Regions from separate parts of the Homo sapiens genome. Here region 1 is linked to region 2. The links are chromatin contacts, found by Hi-C or POLR2A ChIA-PET in ENCODE. All regions are on one chromosome and are shown on one strand. Each heading gives the region's core, a stretch centred on a gene start or an enhancer-like site at or near the end of the contact. The rest is flanking DNA. Distances are from core to core; before and after follow the strand shown. Region 1 overlaps HHAT (hedgehog acyltransferase). Region 2 has its middle 19 kb from the start of SERTAD4-AS1.

What was found. A loop is a pair of places that touch in the nucleus more often than their neighbours do. ChIA-PET counts read pairs that join two places held with the same protein, here RNA polymerase II (POLR2A). Pooled maps may share reads with other maps.
Region 1: a loop to region 2 is called in a pooled map, with 2.0 times the contacts of the local background. The contact joins two enhancer-like sites. A Hi-C loop is called at or near these places in 6 of 50 pooled maps. POLR2A ChIA-PET finds 5 or more read pairs at or near these places in 2 of 52 experiments (Caco-2 and OCI-LY7).

The regions. Positions count from the first base shown.
Region 1 is chr1:210,338,522-210,344,864 of GRCh38, forward strand. The region is part of intron 1 of HHAT (hedgehog acyltransferase); the gene reads left to right. Among named protein-coding and RNA genes, the nearest start is that of HHAT, 13 kb to the left of the region's middle. Within about 2 kb of position 5,075, at least 5 of the 41 ENCODE cell types and tissues checked have a DNase peak (open chromatin) inside an H3K27ac peak, as active enhancers do.
Region 2 is chr1:210,249,742-210,255,209 of GRCh38, forward strand. No RefSeq gene overlaps it. Among named protein-coding and RNA genes, the nearest start is that of SERTAD4-AS1, 19 kb to the left of the region's middle. RefSeq lists enhancers at 1,627-2,182, 2,738-3,292. Within about 2 kb of position 1,715, at least 11 of the 41 ENCODE cell types and tissues checked have a DNase peak (open chromatin) inside an H3K27ac peak, as active enhancers do.

The DNA of each region.
Region 1 (6,343 bases), core at 3,825-6,324, 92 kb after region 2:
CAACAAAAATAAGCATTTCAGAGTTTACTATGCCTAAGGCACTGTTTTATCATTTTATAAATTCACTTAATCCTCATATCAATCTTCTGAGGTTCGCTATTACTGTGTTTTACAGATAAGGAAATTGAGGCTCAGAGAGGTTGTGCACCTTGTCCTAGGTCACACAACCATGAAGCAGCAAAGCTGGAATTCAATCTTTGGCATTCTGACTCCAGAGCCACCCCTGAAACCATATCACACTATGCTGTCTCCATGCCTTTAGTTCCAGAAGGTAGAAGAGGACTGGTGGCAGAAGAAATCCACCCCTGTATTTTTTTAGAAATCTGTATTTTTTAGAAATACGGGGTAGATTTCAAGGAAAAACACAACAATCAGAACTGCTAGCCAGGCACAGTGGTGTGCACCTGGGAGGCTGAGGCAGGAGGATCACTTGAGCCCAGGAGTTAGAGCTGTTTGGAGCTGCAATGAGCTATGATCACGCCACTGCATTCCAGCCTGGGTGACAGAGTGGGACCCTGTCTCAAAACAAAAACAACAACAAAAGCAAGAACTGCTTAGGAACAGAGTTTCTCTGCCTTGTAATGTTACTGGAAATGGTCAAGTAGGCTGTTATAAAAGGAATTCCCAAACTGGCTGGAGATGAGACCAAAAGGCAATAGAGACTCCACTGATTTTGAAATTCTGATTTGGGAACATATTTTTTTTCCATTACATATATAAGAAGGTAGGGAACAACCTTTGTGACATTTTATGTAATAAAGATCCATTGTGAAAGGTAGCTTTTCAACTAATTTTCCAGATTTTATTGATTAGTAACTATTTATAATATACCTGGTGTGCTAGATGTGTGCCCACCCCTTTCTAAGGTACCCTTGCTGCTCCTCCCATAAAGAAGTATGGTCTGTTTTCTCCTCCTTGAATCCGGGCTGGTCTTTGGACTTGCTTTGACCAATAATGTGTTCTGTGAACTCTGGAGCCTGGTCCTTAAGGGATGTTGCACCTCTTGCCTCTGTTCTTTTGGAACCCTGAAACCCCACTGCTGTGAAAAAGCCAAGTCTAGCCTACCAGAGGAGGAGCCCTGGCCTGGGGGAGAAGGGAGGTGACTTGTGTGAGCTGGCGCCAAATGCCAGACATGTGCATGAGGTCATCATGGCCCCCTCCAGCCCCAGTGGAGTTGTGTGGTGACAGAAGTCACATGAGTGACCTCAGGAGGGACATGAACAGAACTGTCCAGACTGCCATCCCACAAAATCCTTAAAAAGAATAAATGTTCATTGTTCTAAGGCATCACATGTTGTGATGGTTTCTTATGCAGCAATACATAACTAATACATAATATGTTGGTGCGGATGTGGAAGTAGTGGGTATATATTTTAAACTATTCTGTAATTAGACTTTTTTCCCCACTCCAGTGCACCTCTTCCAGTCTATCTAGTCATTCTTCTGTGTTGGTGAAACCTTTCTGGGTTTGGAGAAGTGTTTCCTCTTAGTATTATGTGGGTTGAAGAATAAGTCTTTGTAAGACTCTTAAATGGGGACTGGGCACAGTGGCCCACACCTGTAATTCCAGCAGTTTGGGAGGCTGCGGCGGGAGGATCACTCGAGGCCAGGAGTTCAAGACCAGCCTGGGCAACATGGCAAAACCCAGTCTCTACTAAAAACACAAAAATTAGTGGGGCAGCACACTCCGGCCTGGGGGATAGAGCAAGACTCTGTCTCAGAAAAAAAAAAAAAAAAAAAAAAAAAAGACTCAAGTGGGGTTTGGAGAGAATTGTGATATGGGAATCTGGACTTGGTGGTTTTCTTGGAGAAAATCATGTAATTTAGAGTCTACAAAATGGGATTCAGTTTCATGAAAATTGGACCCTGGAAAAGGCAAAAGTCTCATACCACTTTTTCCGAATATGCTAGAATATTGCACTACTATTTCATTTTCTTTAAAGCCGTTGTCATTTCAGTGGGCATGTGCTTCTTTCACTTTTATTGCTTGTGGTTTCCAGAGTGCTCATTTGTTCCTGAATTTAGAGCTATTTCAATTTTACTCTTATCTCTGCATAACTGCTGACTTTCCCCTCTTATTTCCAAGGTAAATCGGTTAGGTTTAGTTTGCCTTTTTCAGTAAATCTTTTAAGGAATGTATGTGAGTTAGATATTTCATGTGTATTTTGATTACATTTTATTGATTTAAATTTTTTTATCAGAGAGTGTCTAACGTTATGCATAACGTTTAAAAATTCTATTACATTTAGACCACTTATATTCTAGCTTTCCTAATGGATTGATTTCATTATAGATTTTGGAAAAAATGAGTCCAGTACACTCTGTAAGAATAGTGAGGTGGCTGAGGGAAGGCTCTGGAGTTAGACTTACTGGGTATGAATCTAAGCTTTGCTGCTTACCAGCTGTGTGATTTGGGGCGGGTTTACTTATCCTTTCTGGGCCTTGGTTTCCTCTTGTGTTAAGTGAGGTTATCAGAAGCACCAACCTCAAAGGTTTGTTATGAAGATTAAGTGAGATAATACTTGTAAAGTGCCTTTTCAGCATAGGAAATCTGTAAATAGTACTTGTTATAGTACAGCTATTACTAAAGCATAAGAAAACTCAGTAGAGGGAAATCTTCATTTAGGACATTAAGCAGTGAGTCAGTAGAAGTGACGATGGTGATGCTGGTATGGAGGGATTGTTAGCTTAATGATGAGAGCTGTCTTGTTAAAGTTCTCTGGTGCATGTGAGTATTGGGTTATAGCCCATTTAGTGCTTGATATCAAGATTTAAAAGCAGAAAAAATTTAAAATGGAAGTGTTGGAATCCATTAGTTGCCTGCATCAGAAGTAAAGCTAAAGTATTTTTGAAATGATATTGGAAGTTGCTGGGGGAAAAGCATCTTGCAGCCGTTATGTTTATGTATGTTTCAGGCTTTGGCAAGGTGTGCTGTACTTTTCTTCCAAGATCAAGGAACAGGATTTCTGCCTGTATGACAGTGGGGGTTGGGAATTTTGGTTCTAATTTTTGCTCCATTGCTGGCTTCTCTGTCCGTGGGTAGATCGCTGCTTCTTCCTGAGCAGGATTCTGATTCCTGAAAGGGACCTAAAAACTTAGCCCTCCTGAGAGGATCCGAGTAGATGGCATCTTTGAAAGCAGGTGGAGTGTTAAATTCCAAAGTAAATGCAAATGCAAGTGGCTCCAGTATAGAAAAAGTTCTGTGAGCTGAGAGATTCTTGCCATTTTACAGCTAAGATTTTATTCTGTGGCCCTCTTGAGTTCTATAATTCCCAGATAAATATATTTTTTGAAATATTCAACCTTGGGGTGTTTGTACCCAATTTGGAGGTGGAGAAAGCTCCCTATTCCTCCAGTCTGAATTCCTTCCCTCTGATTCCAGGGAAAACTTTGCTATGATTTCCTTTAACATCTAGTATTAAATGCACGTTCTACCGCTTTGTCCTCACTTGCCTCAAAATTCTCACTCTTTTCAACAACATTTAGCTTCAAGATCCTGTTGTCTTACAGCTTTGGAGTTGCTGTTTTATCTTCTTCATCTTCCTCTTTTTTCCCCCTACCAGCTTCTGGACTATTTTGATGCCAAGGACAACTCAATTTTTCCCCATCTGTGTGGCTTGGTTCCAGCACTCTCTCCACTTTCACTAAGGGCCTAAATCATCAACCTCCCTGCCTCTTGGGTCTACCACAGCATCAAGGGGCTGCTTTGTAGAGCTTCATTCAAATAATTTTATGTACTGGCTTGCAAGCCTGAGGTTTCTGCAGGAAATAAAATTTAAACATGAAATCGTATGTTTTAAGACTCCTTACCACTTGGCTCCTGTTCTCCCTTCCCTGAACCATCCACACTTTATCTTCTTTACAGTTCCGACCAGTATTCCCACACTGGGGAAGTGTTCTTAGACACATCTCACCATCACACATCCCTACAACCCTCCTTCACTATTACATATCAATAGTGCAATCTCATTTGTGTAGATTAATCAGGTAGACTGCTACTTAAACACAGGCTGTGTCCCTATAGATTGGCCGTTTTCTATAGAAATGATGCTGTAAGTGGTGATGACTTTTCTAGGCTATCTCACAGCTACCCACTTAGCTGATAATGTTGGTGCAGGACTGACTGCATGAAAACAGAAAAGAAACATCACTTACACATTTGAGTAAGAACCTCCTTGATTTCAGCCTGATTGCTCTGCCTAAAGAGGGACATGCTTGTTTAGAGTATGAGAAATGGAAACTTGGTAATTTTGTGAGAGAGTTTTTGGGAACCTCTAAGGGCCTGGACATTTTAAAAAGGTTCCAGTTATATTCCCAAATATATAGTTTTCCTTTTCTTTTACATTGTGTCATAAATCCCTTAAGACATATCTACTCTGATTTACTTTCTGGCTGCACAGCTGAAATAAACAGGGAAAACAAAGTAGGGAAATAATTTTCCTAAGATAAGTGGGCGAGTGTTGAAGGCCGAAAGAATGAGGGTCGTGATCAACTCAGTATACCACTGGAGACTATATGAGTAAACAGCAAACTGTTTCTCATGAAAGCAGGTTGTTGGCAAACTGACAAACTGTGTCTGCCTCCCAGAAAGAATGCTGGGGGGCAGTCACCACCCAGGCACAGTGTTTCTTGTGATTAGGCAAATCTGAAGCCTGTTAGCAATAACGTGAACCTGTGATCAATCAAGCAGCTGACCAGTCATTACCTCCTCCTCCCTGCTCTTTCTGCCCAATAAAAACAAAGGGCTGTAGAAGCTCGAGGTTGCTGCCTTTGCTCCCTAGAAGCAGGGAGCTCTCTTCTTCCCCTGGCCCCTTCCTTTAAAATAGTTACTTTTAAGTTTTCATTTCTGCCTTCGTCCTCCTTCCTTCAGTCTCCTAATGACTGTCTCAAGTAGTAACAGTAGTGACTGTCGTAGTGACAGTCTCAAATAGTAACCATTGCAGTCAGCTACAGGCAAGAGTTGAAAAGAGAGTGTGTGAGGAAGAAAGCTCTGTTAAGGAGGATGGGTGAGTGTCTGTGTGGTGGTGGTGTTTCGAGGTGGCATTCGTGTAATGGAGAGGTGAAAATGAAAGTGGAAAGTACTGCCTGTCATTCCCTTGGGAGTAGCAGAGACGTAGGTGGTGAGGAAGAGGCACCGGGCTGAAAGCCTGCGGGTGGTCCCCGGGGATAGTTTGCTTGCTGTCCAGGGTGGCTTTGGATTGGGCGTCAGAAGAGGAATGAGACATTAACGAAATCCCTGGGGATGCCAACTTCCTGAAAGAGGTCCAGATGCACGTAGGATGGGCATACCCCAGGAAGTTCAGCCAGATTTCTTTGATTCAGGGAGAAAATCAGGGTCAGGGCTTAGGTAGGCTCCTGATGAGTGAAATTCACTAACTAGTAACTACTAATGTTTGTTGAGTGCTTATTCACTGCCAGGCCCTGGGCTAAGCATTTTACATTTAACCCCTTCAACAACCCTATAAGAAAACATCTGGGAGGCCGTTATCTACCCGTTTCCTTAACCAATAAATGACACAGCCTGGGACTCTCCCTGCACCAGCCCACCCCTCCTCCCTGAACCCCACAGGTGGGTTTGGTGCCAGAATGTATCACTGTGCTGTCAAGTGGAGACTATTTGGTTCAATTCCTAAATTTTGGGGGTGAGGGGACAGCTAGTTTCCCTGCTTAGTTACCTGGTGTTTTGCCGCTAGTTACTATGTATCTCTGTGTATTTGTCTACAAAACATAGAGCATTGTTGAAACTATGTTATTGTTTCATTGAAACAATGTTATTGTTTCCTTATACCACTGAGTAGAAGAAAATGGAGTTTCTGCTGGGGCCACTGTCTGTGGAGTTTGCACATTCTCGCTATGTCTGCAGGGGTTTTCTCTGGGTACTTGGTTTCCTCCCACATCCCACAGCTGTGCCCATTAGGTGAATTGGTGTGTCTAAATGGTCCCAGTGTGTGAATGTAACTGAGTGTCCTATTAAGTTTTTCTGTGATGGCATCAAATGCCTGTTGATGCTCATCTGTCCAAGGCAGGGGGCTCTGAATCTAGTCCCTTTTAAAGGCCTCATAAAGTGGCTTAGCCATCAACCCCAAATTTGGAATTCAAATTCAACAAAAGCCAGACATTCCTAGAAATCCCTGCAATTGCCTCCCGTTTTGGGGAGCCTTTGGGGCCACTGTTATCTGCTTTCAGTAGGGTCTTTAGGCTCCTTCAGCCTGAAGTCGAGGTTCCAGAGACTAGACCTTGAAATAGTACAGGCACCTGTGAAAATCTCCCCTACCAGGAGATGGCTTTGAGGGTACAGTTAATTTACAACCCAGCTGAGCCCCAGATGTTGCCAGCCCGTTCA
Region 2 (5,468 bases), core at 465-2,964:
TTGGTCCCTGCACAGAAAGAACTCTTAAAGAAATTCTGGGGCCATTTATCTGGGTGTTTTAAGTGATGAATAAAGAAATACATACTAGGAAGAATCCTGGGATGGAATTTGTACGAATTAATTGATTTCTAACACTTGTTCTTATTATAGATCCAACAAAGCTTACCTCAATCTTTTAAAAATGTCCTGTTTAGGCCAGGCACGATGGTGCACACCTTAATCCCAGCACTTTGGGAGGCCGAGGCAGGAGGATCGCTTGAAACCGGGAGGTGGGGGTTGCAGTGAGCCTGCAGTCCCCACCACTCTGGAGGCTGAGGCATGAGAATCGCTTGAACCCCAGAAGCAGAGGTTGCAGTGAGCTGAGATTGCGCCACTGCACTATAGCCTGGGTGACAGAGCAAAGAGCAAGAATCTGTCCAAAAAATAAATAAATAAATAAAAGAAGAAGAAAGCAAAAAGAAAGAAAGAAGAAGAAAAAGAACAAATCATAACTCTTCATTTATTTGCTTAGAGTCAATCTATTGTATTGATTTCTGGTCAAATGACTGCTGTTTCTTAACCACAAGATTATAACCAACTTAGTGGTGAGAACTAGATTAGGAGTTAGGAAACAGAGTCTTGCCCAGGTTTGCCACTCACTAGCTGTCTAACCATGAACAAGCTCCTTCACTTCTCTGGATCTTGATTTTCCATCTGTCAAATGATGAGGCTGGATTCAAAGGGCCTCTAAAAGATTGTTCCCTTCTAACCTTCTCTTCTGATTCTAACAATTCCTGATTCTAACAATCAGGGATCTTTCTGAAGATGTTCACTTGAGTTTTCTGCATGTCACCCTTTCCTTTCCTTCCCTTCCCCAGAATGCCTTTTTTCCCTCCCAGTGAAACTGAGAAACTGCTTCTGGATCTTTCTTTAAGAACACATCTCTGAGTTTTCCTGTCCCAAATGATTGTTTTCTGCATATGGCGGCTAATCTATTGTCTTCTGTAATATACATTCCTCCGGATAGGCCATGCTTCCCCATTCTCACTGCAGTTCCTCTGCCCCTCCCCCTGGAGTGCTCCTGCCCCCGCCTCCTTTAGCCGATTAGCTCCACACACCCGGAGCCAGCCAGGCACAACGCGGCTCCCCCTGGCACAAGACTGTCCTCGCCTTCAAGCAACCAGCCTGTCTGCACCATGCAGGCAGGAGATCCGTGAACCCTCTTCTCTCTCATTCTTATGCGTAATAAAATAGCGGACTTTCCCCCTTCTTTTTATGAAGACAGTTCTTGCAGCTGTGACTATAACTGTTTTTTTTTTTTTTTTAAATACCAGCCAAGATTATGGTCCCATAACCCAATTAGTGTCATTTGGTTGTGGTCCAAGGGCTTCCCCTGCACGAGTTTTAATTTGGGGATCCCCGGAGGCTGCACTCCACATCTGTAGCCGGCCTGTTCTTCCTCTCCCCTTATTTGCTCGAGGTTTATGGGAGGATTAGCTGTGTGGTCTGGGAGGCGGCTGCTTCTCTTTCATCCTCACGGCTCTCGAGCCGCGGAGGAGCCTTTTACTTTTCATCATCAAGCCCTGGCACCTGGAGGGCGGGCAGCCCTAGCGACTGGAATGAATCAGAGGATGCCCTGCAGGCCCCGGGGGGCGCGGCCCTGCAAGCATGGGGGAGGGGAGGACGGGGGAAAGGCTGCTTATTGGGCTGCTCAGCACCCGGCCAGACTGCGCTGTGCTGGGACGGCGAGGGGGTGGTGAGGAGGGCAGCCGCAGTGTGAGGTGGCCCCCCCCCGCCCCGCCCCCACTCCCTGGCTGGCGAGGGCTGGCAAGGGCTCCGGGCGCTCATTGTGCAGGCAGCTGGCACCAGCTGGGAAGGGGAATTAGCATAACAAAGAGCCGGAGCGAGCGCGGCGCGGCCCGGCGGGGGCTCTGCCGAGCGCCCCGGGCTCGGAGGAGCCGCGCTGTCAGCGGCTGTGGCGCGCTCGGGCCTCCTGGCCTGAGACCCTCGGAGCAGCGGGGCCCGGCCCCCAGCGGGCGCGCTCTGTCTGGGTTCCGGCCGCAGGACTCGCCCGGAGAATGCAGTGGGTGTGGGTGTGTCCGGGACAGCGTGAATGGGCGTGGGTGTGTGTGTTCGGGTGAGTGTGGGTGCCCGTGTGTCCAAGCGTGCGTGTAACCGTGTCCCTGGGCGTGGGAATGCGGGTGTGAAGGGGTCACCTGCACACGGGTGGGGACCCGCCAGCCCTCTTCCCTTCCGCCCCAGGAAGGCCTCTTTGTTTATTTCTTTCCGGAGACCGCGGTGGTTCTTCAATCACCAGTTCTCAATCCTGATTGCACCTCGGAGCCCCCTTCGGGAGCTTTTACAAAACCCTCAGGCCTGAGCCCTACCCCAGAGGCTCGCGATGAATTGGACTCTGCTGAGGCCCCCAGCGGATGTTTCTTCAGACGTCCGCGTGGATTCCGACATGCGGCGTGGTTGGGAACCGCCGAGTACCCACTCCCACTGTCCCCAGCCCTGCTGCCGACCCTGGACGCCAGCGAGCGCCAAGGAGACCGGGGCCGGCTTGGCCTCGGGTTTAGGGCCTGGAAGCTTATCCTTCGCCTTCACTGGTTGAGGTCAAGTGCACATTCCCCCGACACTAGCGCTGGGTCTTAGGCTACCGACTGGGCAACCTCACCTCCATTATTGCATCTAAGCCTTACAGCAGCCCCATGGGAAAAAAGCTGTCGTGAAACGAAGCTCAGTTGAGTGTCACAAAGGGTCACAAAGCTAGGTATTCGACCCACCGAATTGGAGTCCAGGGCTATGGGACTCCAAAGTCCACGTTCTTTCCACTGTAATATTTAAAAATAAAAATTAAACAACTAAATCAAAAACCACCGCTGCTTTTCAAGTGCTGCCAAGACCTCAAGCTGACCAGGTCCCTGGAAAAACCCTGGGAGGACTCTGGAGGAGGCGGGGTTAGGGTGTAGCAAGACTCCTGACCCCAGAAGGTAGATACGGCCTAGACGACGTCACTAGAAATTGCCCGGGGCGTCTTCTCTCCAGCAACCTTCTGCACCGCCTTCCACCTGGGTAGTCTCCCTCCCCGTCCCGGCCCTTCCAGGCTCCAGCTCCCCACCCCCTCCCTACAGGAAGGAAATGTGACAGCACAAGCCGTTCGCCATCACCCAGGAGCTGTCAGCAGCTGCGCAGCCCGGGGCGGGAGAGAGCACCGCGGTCAGAGACCCGGGGACCGGGGAGCTGCACCACCGCGTTCCGGGCCCCGCGCCTGGGCTTCGCCTCGCTGCACCGCGCCTGCTTGCTCCTAGCGGGAGCCCAGAGTCTCCGAGTCTCCTCAACAGCTTCGCGACAGGAGTCTCTTGCCTCAGCTGCCTGAGCAGTCCTCCTGGAGAGGGAGGAGAGGAGGATGAAATGAGCTCTGGGCTCTGCTAGCCCCAGACTCCCCCATTACCCAGAGGTGTGGGTTTCCACGAGTGCAGGCTCCAACCAGCGCCTTAGCATCACCAAGCTCCAGAGGGCCCTGGGCTTCTGAGGCCACCCAGGCCCACCCACCCTTCTCACAGCAGGGGAGATAAAGGTCCAGGGAGGTGAAGTGACTGGAGGTTTCATGGCCTCCTGACTGCCTGCCCAGCTTTACTCTGGCTGCACCAGACCCTTTAACAGGCAAACCTGTCAGTGCTTACTTACCGGGGACATTTTCTACAGAGAGAACCTCAGTGCTGGGGAAAGGAGTAACTATAGGCTTGCAGGCAGCATCTGCCCACAAGGTGCCCTGGAGAGAGGGAAAAGTTGGAAACCCTGGGCCCCCAGCCTGAGCACTACCCAGTTTGAGTTTCTGGGGCCTGATGGGGCTGGTGGTGGCTGCTGTTGTTATTATTAAGAGTTCAGAATTCTCGTAGGTTCTAACAACTGTGTTCATTCTCAATAAATGGTTTCTTAATAATCGTTTTAATTAGCAAAAAGGCTGTCTTATTAAAGCTAATTAAAGGCAATTTGGGAACCTTATTTTCATACAATCATAAAATTAGAGAAACAAGAGGCAGGAGAAATGGGAAAAGTCTCAGCTTTTCTGCAGAGGGGGCAGGGAGGAGCTGGGGAGACCCTACCTCCAAGCCAGGCATGCAGAATGCCAGTGCCCAAGGGGGTGGACTGGAGCTCCTAGATTTGGGTGTGGCCTCAGGCAGTGCTGGGGACCAACTGCTGAGAGGGATACTCTGTTCACATCCTCCAACTGGAGTCTCAGAGTCACCTGAACTCCTCCCTCTGCTCTCACACAATTAGTCAATTCTCTCCCTCTAGCTATCTTTACATTGAAAAAGAAGGTGCTACTATTGCACCTCTGCCATTGCACCTGGCAGCCATAACCTAGGTGGTTTAGCATCCATCAGGTGCCTTAGCATCACCAAGCTCCACAGGGGCCCAGACTTCTGAGCACCCAGGGTTATCTACCCTTCTCACAGCAGGGGAGATTAAGGTCCACCGAGGTGAAGTCCACAGCCTCAGCCCTGCCCAGGGTGCCCCCTAAGTCCCCAAGCATTTCCACTCCATCCATTCTGTAGCTGATCATCCTAAATCACCAGGCAAACAGGAATACTTTACCTCCCAGGTTTGACTTTCAATGCCCTCCAGACCTCAGCCCAGGCTACATGCCCAGCCCCACCTTCTGCTCCCTGGGGGGAACCTTCTGCTCCAGCCACTTCTGTCCTCTCAATGTCCTCTCTTGCTGACCTGCAACTTTTCACCTCCCAGCCTTCACTCCTGCTTTTCCCTTAGCCTGGGATAACCTCTCCATGCCCCCACTTATACAAAGAGTAACTTGCCCTCAAGGCCACTTCAAGGTCCACATTTTGTGTGAAGCCTTTCCAGGGCTACTATAGGTCTGTTCTGTGATACATAAAATGTAATATCCCCCCTCTCTAGAATTACTTTTCAACTAGAATCATAGTTTTGGGGGAGATTTTTTTTGGAAGGCATTATAAAGTAGAAATTAAACATGGGCTTTGGAATCAGAGAGCTTAGTTACAATCCTGGCTTCCTATAACTTTGTGACCTTGAGTAAATGTCTTGACTTCTGTAAGCGCAGGTTTCTTCATGAGTAAAATGTGGCTAACTATACCCATAACTAAGTTATTGGGATGGTGTATGTAAGTCACTTTACATAATGCCAAGCACACAATATGAATAGCTGTGGGACCCTTGTCCTTGTTGATGTGGGGGAATAGTTTAGAGTGACAATTTGTTGTTTTATGAGCATGTCCTCCAGAAAAAGAGAGCACCCAGTCAAAGGATAGATTCCATGGCTATCTGAACTTCCACTGCACTCATCCCTAGGGGTTCTAGTACCTCAGTACGCACCCCCATTCCTTCTCTCCAGGGTCCCTTCCAAATCCTAGGAAGGGGCTCTACCCTCGGGTCCATGGGATAGTGGTTTATGGGCACATACTTACTGTAAGTGTCTAGTGTCAGAACTCTACACAAGAAAGACA